2 separate regions of the Homo sapiens genome follow, and region 1 is linked to region 2. A link is a loop called in an ENCODE intact Hi-C map of the cell type or tissue named here. Cell type or tissue: mammary epithelial cell. All regions are shown on one strand.

Region 1 (5,000 bases), 140 kb after region 2:
CCTTAAAGGACAAAAGTCATAGGAATCAAATTGATTTTTTAAAAAGCCACAATCCAAAATCTGTACATGATTAAACTGTTAAAAATGTGAGATCTTATACAAAGAAACTTTATACCTGTAGATTGATGAGTAGAAGAGGCAATAAACATGGTGATTAGCAGGAACAGCCAAGCTGACCAACCCCTACCCTATTGACTAGTCATGCAATGGGAGTGATTGCTTACAATATGAGGAAGAGTAGATTAGAGAGAATGGAGAATGGACAATGTGCATGTGACTGTGATTTGTAAAAGAAATGAGGAGCAGCCATGCTCAGAAAAATACACACCGAGGTGCTATCCTGTCAGCATGCTGTACTTCCCACACACTTTCAATAAAATAATGCCCTCGTGGGCTGCACAAACACCTATGACACACAATCAAAAATAAAGTCTTCACTATGGGAATAATGAGATGTTTGAGGGAAGCCAACACATAGAGAAAGAGTAAAGTCAATAAACCCAAGAACCTACAGAGGGAAAAATAGAATTAATAGAGCAACCTGAGCAGAGCTTTTTTTTGCAGGGGGGTGGGGTTGGGGAGGAAGCACAATTAGCATTCTCAGAATAAGTAAAAAAAATACAAATTATTGATTGTGAAAATTAAAAATGTGGTTGTTGAAATGACAACCTTAAGAGATAGTCTAAAAAGTAGAGCAGACCCAACTGAAGGTTGATGTAGTAAGCTAGCAGAGTGAGACAAAGAATTGCCCTAGAATGCATACAAAGAGTCAAAGAGCGGGAACATATGAAATAAAACTTAAAAGACTTTGCAGACTAGACCCAGAATTTCGACAGCCATTTCATGGGAGTTCACAAAAGTAAGAGTAGACCAAACAAGGAGGAGATGATATTTAAAGAAATAATAGAAGAGAATTACCCTGAGCAGAGAAAGACATGAGTCCTGAAACTTAAAATTTCTACTAAAAGCCAAACAAGAAAAAATGTAAACACACTACCTATAGTGTTATTTCAGAACCCACAAAATTATGGGGAGAAATTCTAAGAGCTTTCATATAACAACAATAAAAATTACCTACAAATGAATAAGAATGAATTGACATCAATCTTCTCAGAAACTCTGAAGGCAATAGATAATGAAAAAATATCTTCAAATTTTCCAGAAAGCTACACTAGAATTTAATACTAGAATTCCAATCAAAGTCAAATTAGGAAGATAAAATAAAAATATACATGTAAAAATTTAGAATATTTATCACCAAAACTCTTTCTGTACGAATTTTCTGAAGATTCATACCAGAAAAAAAATTCCTGAAGTGGTTCAAGATGGCTGACTAGCAGCAGCTAGTGTGTGCCACTCTAACAGAGAGGAAACAAAGTAGCAAGTAAATACTGACTCTTTAAGTGGATCATCCAAGAATCCATGTCAGGATCCATCAAGGGAGAGAGAGGACACAAAGAGAACAGAAAATAGTGAAGCTGGGCATCTGCCCACCCAGGACTAGCAGGGAGCCAAGAGAAGCTTCCGAATACAGGGACAGGGTGAGGGAGTAAGAGCTCCCAGGGAATCCACACTTATCACAGGAACCTGTGCAATTCAGGAAATGGGAGAACACCCTTGACCCCCACCCTACCCTGGGCCTCTAGACTGATACAGAAAGTTGCCAGAGTTTTTGCAGAGGTACCACTCAAAACCATGGGGAGCTCCTTAGGCCTTAGACACCTGAACAACCTGGCACCAACAGCCGTAACACCAATAGAGGCCACAGTTGTGGTGTTGGGGAGCAGTCAGATTGCTTCACTCCTACCTGCCAGACAAGGCTTGACGACTCCTTCCACTACAGCAGACCCAGCCCTGCCTGAACTCTGCCAGTGGGCACAGCTCTGTGTCCCCCCAGGAAACACTCAGGTGATGAATTGGGAGATTTCTCTGACCCACACTGCTGCTAGCCAGATGGGACTCACCAGCTTGGGCTTCCAGCACAGCAGCCCCTCTCCTGCCTGAACTCTGCAGGTGGGCAAAGCCCCGTGTTCCCCTAGAAAGCATGCAGATGGTGGTCCATGCCACTCCACCCACCCCCACTGCCTCTAGCCAGACAAGGCTCACTGGCTTTGGCAGTGCCCAAGCAGGAGAGGTGCCCTACTCCCAGAACACTTTGAGGGATGAGATACTCAGGTTCTTGGGCTGACGGGAATGAGTTGTGCCTCCTTCTACAGGGCCGATCCAGGAAGGGTGTGACCTGAATGCCAGCCACAGCCAGTACGTGAGGAAACCCTGCTGCCCAGAGTGCCTAACAAAGGAAATATGAATGCGGTGCCAGTAATCAAAGGGGGCTTCTCCAAGGCCCTGGAGCAGACCTTGTTGGGGGGTCACCTATCTTTCTCACTGCCATCACAGAGTACTACTGTGAATGTGCTGAAATACACAGAGAGCTGTATGGCTAAGAGCCTATCTGCTGGCCAACACCCTGAAGCTCCATCTACTGGTTCACACTCCAAATTACAACACCAAAAATATTTTGCCAGTATACAAAGCCTGTCAGACCCTAGGCAAAAATCCAGCCACAATTAAAGATCCTACACAGAGCCTTGACCCTCTGAAAGCACCCAGAAACAAAGACAGATGATGATGCTCATTTGGCGCCACAGTTAAAGGAAGACCAGCCTTCTCAATGAGAAAGAATAGGCAAAGAATTCTGGCAATTTAAAAAACAGAGTGTCCCCTGACCTCCAAATGAACAGACTATCCCCTCAGCCAGCTAACAACCACATAACAGCATGATGACAGGGTCAAAATCTTACATACCAATTCTAACCCTGAATGTAAATGGTCTAAATGCCCCACTTAAAAAGCATAGAGTGGGCCAGGCGCAGTGGCTCAAGCCTGTAATCTCAGCACTTTGGGAGGCCGAGGCGGGCAGATCACGAGGTCAGGAGATCGAGACCATCCTGATTAACATGGTGAAACCCCATCTCTACTAAAAATACAAAAAAATTAGCCAGGCGTGGTGGCGGGCACCTGTAGTCCCAGCTACTCAGGAGGCTGAGGCAGGAGAATGGCGTGAACCCGGGAGGCGGAGCTTGCAGTGAGTGGAGATCGCGCCACTGGACTCCAGCCTGGGCGACAGAGCGAGACTCCGTCTCAAAAAAAAAAAAAAAAAAGGCATACAGTGACAAGCTGGATAAAAAGACAAGATCTAATTCTCTGCTATCTTTAAGAGGCTCATCTCACATGTAATAACTGACACAGCCTCAAAGTAAAGGGATGGAGAAAGATCTACCATACAAATTAAAAACAAGGAATGGCAGGAGTCACTATTCTTATACTAGATAAACAGATTTTAAGTTAACAACAAGCAGAAAGAACAGAGAAGGATATTACATGATGATAAAGGGATCAATTCAACAAGACCTAACCATCCTAATTATATATGCACCCAACATTAAGGCACTCAGATTCGTAAAACCAAGTTCTTCTTGACATACAAAAAGATTTAGACAGCCACAGAAAAATAGTGGGGACTTTTAACACCCCACTGACAGCATTGGACAGATGATTGAGGCAGAAAACTAACAAACAAATTCTGGACTTAAACTCAACACTTGACCAACTAGACCTATAGACAGCTACAGAATATTCCGCCCAACAGCCACAGAATATACATTCTTCTCATTCACACACAAGACATATTCTGAGATCAAACACACGCTCAGTCATAAAGCAAGTCTCAATAAATTCAAAATCATAGAAATTATACCAAGCACATTCTCAGACTACAATGCAATAAAAATAGAAACCAATACCATGATCTCTCAAAGCTACACAACAACATGTAAATTAAACAACTTGTTCCTGGCTGGGTGCGGTGGCTCACACCTGTAATCCCAGCACTTTGGGAGGCCGAGGCAGTCAGATCACAAGGTCAGGAGATCGAGACCATCCTGGCTAACATGGTGAAACCTGTCTCTACTAAAAATACAAAAAATTAGCTAGGCATGGTGGCACGTGCCTGTAGTCTCAGCTAATTGGGAGGCCAAGACAGGAGAATCGCTTGAACTTGGGAGGCAGAGGTTGCAGTGAGCTGAGATGGCGCCACTCTACTCCAGCCTGGGTGACAGAGCGAGACTCTGTCCCCCCAAAAAAGAAAAAAACAACTTGTTCCTAAATAACTCTTGGGTGAACAACAAAATTAGGGCAGAAATCAAAACAATTCTTTAGAATTAATGAAAACAGAGATACAACTTACTTAAATATTTGAGATACAGCTAAATACAGTGTTAGGAGGAAAGTTTATATCACTGAATGCCTTCATCAAGAAGTTAGAAAGACCTCAAATTAAAGAACATCATACCTAGAGGAACTAGAAAAAAATAGAACAAACCAACCCCAAAGCTATTAGAAGAAAACAAAACAACTAAAAGCAGAGATGAACTGAATGAAATTGAGATGTGAAAGCCCATAGAAAAGTTTAATGAAACCAAGTGTTGGTTTTTTCAAAAAATAAATGGGATTAATAGACCACTAGCTAGACTAACAAAGAAAAAAAAAGAGAAGAGCCAAGTAAGTGCAATAAGAAATGGCAAAGGTGACATTACAACTGACTGCATAGAAAAACAAATGATGCTTAGAGACTATTATGAACACCTCTATGCACACAAATTAGAAAATCTAGAGGAAATGGGTACACTCATGGGAACACACAACCTCACAATATTGAACCAGAAAGAAAGTGAAACATGAACAAACCAATAAGAACCTCTGAAATTGAATCAGTAATAAAAATCCTACTGAGCAAAGAAAGCCCTAGGCCAGACAGATTTACAGCTGAATTCTACCAGATGTACAAAGAAGTGGTACCAATTCTACTGAAACTAGTCCAAAAAATTGAGAAGGAGCTCCTGACCCTAATTCCTTTTCTGAAGCCAACATCATTCCGATACCAAAATCTGGCAGAGATACAATAAAAAAAGAAAACTTTAGACCAATAAACCTAATGAACA
Region 2 (5,000 bases):
ACATTGGCTTGGTAGTTTTTCTCCATCCATTTCTTTCGATCTTGCATGTGAGATGGGTGTCTTGAAGACAGCATACCATAGGGTCTGGGTTCTTTATTCATCCTGACACTCTGTGCCTTTTAATTGGGGCAGTTAGCCCATTTACTTTCGAGGTTAGTATTGATACATGTGGATTTGATCTTGTCAGCATGATGTTAGCTGGTGATTATGCAGACTTGACTGTGTGCTTGCTTTACAGTGTCACTGGTCTGTGTACTTAAGTGTGTTTTTGTAGTGGCTGGTAATGGCAACATCATTCTTGACATAGGAGTGGGCTAAGGTTTCACGACAAAGACATCAAAAGCAATCACAACAAAAGCAAAAATTAACAAATGGGATCTAATTAAACTAAAGAGCTACTGCACGCAAAAGAAACTATCAACAAAGTAAACAGATAACCTACAGAATGGGAGAAAATTTTTGCAAACTATGCTTCTGACAAAGGTCTAATATCCAGCATCTATAAGGAACTTAAAATAATCTACAAGAAAAAACAACCAGCCCCATTAAAAAGTAGGCAAAGGACAAGACACTTCTAAAAAGAAGACATACATGCTGCCAACAAGCATATGAAAAAAAAAGCTTAACATCACTGATCATTAGAGAAATGCAAATCAAAACCACAAGGAAGGTACCATTTCACACCAGTCAAAATGGCTCCTATTAAAAAGTCAAAAAATAACAGATGCTGACAAGGTTGTGGAGAAAAAGGAATGCTTATACACTGTTGGTGGGAATGTAAATTAGTTCAACCACTGTGGAAAACAGTGTGGTGATTCCTCAAAGACCTAAAAACAGATCTAACATTTGACCCAGCAATCCCATTACGGGGTATAAACACAAAGAAATGTAAACTGTTCTATCATAAAGACATATGCATGCGTACATTCATTGCAGTACTGTTCACAAAAGCAAAGTCATAGAATCAACCCAAATGCCCATCAATGGTAGACTAGATAAACTAAATGTGGCACATATACACCATGAAATACTATGCAGCCATAAAAAAGAATGAGATCATGTCCTTTGTAGGAACATGGATGGAGCTGGAAGCCACTATTCTTAGCAAACTAATGCAGGAACAGAAAACCAAATACTGCATGTTCTCACTTATAAGTGGAAGCTAAATATTCAGAACACGTGGACACATAGAGGGGAATACACTGGGGCCTACTTGAGGGTAGATGGTGGGAGGAGAGAGAGGATCAGGAAAAATAACTAATGGGTGCCAGGCTTAATAGCTGGGTGATTAAATAATTTGTACAACAAATCTCCATGACATGAATTTACCCATATAACAAACCTGCACATGTATCCCAGAACATGAAAGTTAAATTATAATCACATTAATAATAATAAAATTACCACGAATCCTGTTTACTCTTAAATTCAGAGATATATATGATCAAATTCAACACAATTTATCTCTCTGGCTATGCATATGTGATAAATACCATTTGGCTTCCCCAACCTCTACTCCAAAATCTCATAAGAAATCTCTATTTGAGAATAGATGTCATCTTAAAATAGTTTTAAAAATACTAACATTACTGTAGCTTAATATGTTAAATGTATGGGTAAGGAAATAGCTATGAGAATAAACAGGTTTTCTTTTTTTTGTTTTTTGAGACGGAGTCATGATCTGTCGCCCAGGCTGGAGTGCAGTGGTGCGATCTCGGCTCACTGCAAGCTCTGCCTCCCGGGTTCACACCATTCTCCTGCCTCAGCCTCCCGAGTAGCTGGGACTACAGGCGCCAGCCACCACGCCCGGCTAATTTTTTGTATTTTTAGTAGAGACGGGGTTTCACTGTGTTAGCCAGGATGGTCTCGATCTCCTGACCTTGTGATCTGCCCGCCTCGGCCTCCCAAAGTGCTGGGATTACAGGCGTGAGCCACCACGCCCGGCCACAGGTTTTCAATATAATTAGAACTCTTCATCTTAAGCTGACTTTTGACAGCTTTGTAAAAGTCTGTGAGTCCAAATCCCATTAAAGAAAAAAATATTGGTTTATCACATAGGTCCTCTGCATTAATTTAACAATAAGTTAGTTGACTGAGCACAGTGGCTCACGCCTGTAATCCCAGCACTTTGGGAGGCCTAGGCGGGTGGATCACTTGAGATCAGGAGTTCGAGACTAGCCTGGCCAAAATAGTGAAACTGTCTCTACTAAAAATACAAAAAAAAAAAAAAAAAAATTAGCCAGGTGTGGTGGCACATGCCTGTAATCCCAACTACTTGGGAGGCTGAGACAGGAGAATCAATTGAAGAGGCAGAGATTGCAGTGAGCCTAGATTGTGCCACTGCACTCCAGCTTGGGTGACAGAGTGAGACTCTATTTCAAATATATATATATATATATATCTCTCATGTTAGCTAATATCTCAATTCTCTTTGTGTGTGGAGGAAATTAATGACTGCCCTCTCAAAAATGACATGAATTTGTCCTTGTCAGTCAGCCAGCATTGAGAAATTTTGTCTCATGAACCGTAAGTCACACTAATTTACCATGTTACTGAACATGGAAACAGTCTTCTTCCTTCAGATTGGAACGTTTTGCAAGAATTAGGTGAAGAAAGCATCCTGAAGAGGGCACTGTGGGATCTCAGTAATCTTCACAGCTACAAAGCTCATGCTTAATGGTTTATTTTATATTGATACCAGAGGCTGGATTGTCTCCTTAGTAAACTCTCCTACCACACAACGCAGACATCTTACTGACTCTGAAGGTGGGTGGGCTATTGCCCTCCTAATGCCCCTCCACTCAGAATGAGCCCTTCCTCCAGCTCAAGATCAGCTCCACACACCTGAGGCGATTCCCTGAACCAGTGAGCTTTCCCCTAGGGCTGGACTTTTCAGTTTCAGTAACGCAAAGGGAACACATGCCACTGGATAGTTCACAAAGAGTTGATGTAAAAAGCATAATGGAGGAGGGGAAGCAGCTAAGGGGTAGAAGTTCAAACCGAGAAGCTAGCTGATCTTTGGGAAAGTGTTCCATGGTCTGCCACAAGAAAGGCAGAAGCGCCAAGAGGGAGTGGCTGAATCTCTAGCAGGAAAACAGTGGGAGCCTTTGTTCATCTAGGAGGCGAGACTGAGAGAGAAAGTACCAGTAGGAAAGGTCAACTTCCAGAAAAGGAAACTAGAGACTGGAGAGCTCACCATCCGGAGCCTCAGGAGGAGTATCCCGTGGTGTGCAAGTGAGAAGTGGGGGGCAGCTATTTCGCTCACAGCCAAACAGCCCAGACCAACTGCAACCTCACTGACAGTTACTTGCTCCAAACTCGCCCCTAGTCTGCACCGGTTAGCTTCAGGCCCATCATCTCTTACTTGATTGGCTGATGAAATGCAACGTCATTGCTCCTGTATATCTCAGGCATTTGACGGCTTAAGGCTTTGTTTTATTTTTTAAAAATAAACAAATAAGGGGTGAAAATGAACCTACAGAAATTGCGCCATTGTGTTAATTTAAGACTTTGGGACAGTGGATTTCTGACAAAGAGCTGTTGGACACTGCTTTCCCAGAATTCTAGTAAAAGGAAGTTTCCTGGATAAGATAGTGTGGTAGAGATATGAGGACGCAGGTTGCTGGGTTAGGGAAAAAGTGAATGGATATTGTGGGCATGTAAGAGAATGAAATCAAGATGACAAGGTGAACTTTCACTCTGGGTTATATGTGAGGAAATTTTCAGGAATAATGATATACTCATTTGTTTTTTCTAAACATAATATGTAAAAAATATTTTAATTGAAATTACTTAGTTATTACTATAGAGCCAACTTTTCACATTCCTACTCTCATAAAATATCTTAAAGTTATTTAAAATTGTATTTAATGTTTTGTTCTCTGTGTTTCATCTCTTTCTCCCGACCCACACGTTTATAAGTGAATGGTGGTAAAATTCCCAACTCTTCATTTGGCCTCCTCTGATACTACCCTGATGAAGAAGGCAGGAGGCAACTTGTTTGGCTGGGTTGGAGCAGAAGTCCAGGCTCCCTACATGGTCTCCAACTGAGGCATGGGGTGCATCTTTATGGCCTGGTTGTTATGGAAGTTCCAGCTCCCACAAGGCCTTTTCTGATACTGCTCTGGTTGGGGTGGGGAAACAGGCAGGGTTCTGGCATCTTGTATGGTATGGGTGAAGTTTAAGCTTCCTACTCAGTCTTTGCTGGTATGTGGGTACAGGGAGTGGGTGAACACTTTTCTGTGGTGTTTGGTTAAAGTAGAGCAGTTACTGGTGAAATTTTCTGTCTTGCTGGGCTGCCCCTTTTCTTGGGTCTTTAAAAAATCTATTCTCGGCCAGGTGCAGTGGCTCATGCCTGTAATCCCAGCACTTTGGGAGGCCGAGGCAGGTGGATCACCTGAGGTCAGGAGTTCGAGACCAGCCTGACCAACAAGGTGAAACCCCGTCTCTACTAAAAATACAAAAATTAGCCGGGCATGGTGGCAGGCGCCTATAGTCCTAGCTCCGGGAGGCTAAGAAAGGAGAATCACTTGAACCCGGGAGATGGAGGTTGCAGTGAGCCGAGATTGCGCCACTGCACTCCAGCCTGGGAGACAGGGTGAGACACCGTTTCAAAAAAAAAAAAAAAGGATTCTCATTGTTGGAAATACATGCCACATATCTGTGTGTGGGTTGTGGTTCATGTGTGGATATATATTTAAAAATTAATTAAGTTGCAAAGCTAATATTTGCCACATTATGTATTTGTTTATATACATATGTCTTGCTAAGTTTATATATATATATATATATATATATATATAAATAAAACAGGAAATGTAAATGTTGTCTAATATTTCTCTTTAGCAATATACTCTAATGACCACACACTGGACATCCTTGTAATCCAGAATCATTCACCTTTTTTTTCCAAGAGATGGGATCTCACTCTGTCACTCAGGCTGGAAGGTAGTGGTATGACCATAGCTCCCTGCTACCTTAAACTTCTGGGCTCAAGCAGT

Evidence for each region. Peaks named below come from ENCODE experiments on the same cell type or tissue, not always from the same donor. Only the 100,000 strongest peaks of a DNase experiment are listed, where the experiment ranks them.
Region 1: a loop joins it to region 2, with 11 times the contacts of the local background. A loop is called at or near these places in 9 of 110 quality-filtered maps.

Annotation. Positions count from the first base shown.
Region 1 is chr3:112,435,316-112,440,315 of GRCh38, forward strand. No RefSeq gene overlaps it. Among named protein-coding and RNA genes, the nearest start is that of BTLA, 62 kb to the right of the region's middle. In mammary epithelial cell, a CTCF peak has its summit at 2,475 (motif pointing left); a DNase peak (open chromatin) is centred at 2,466.
Region 2 is chr3:112,290,897-112,295,896 of GRCh38, forward strand. SLC9C1 (solute carrier family 9 member C1) reads right to left here and starts at 3,320. Exons shown (of 29, transcript NM_183061.3): 1 at 3,197-3,320. In mammary epithelial cell, a CTCF peak has its summit at 2,625 (motif pointing right); DNase peaks (open chromatin) are centred at 2,645 and 2,925; H3K4me3 peaks cover 659 bases; H3K27ac peaks cover 1,170 bases.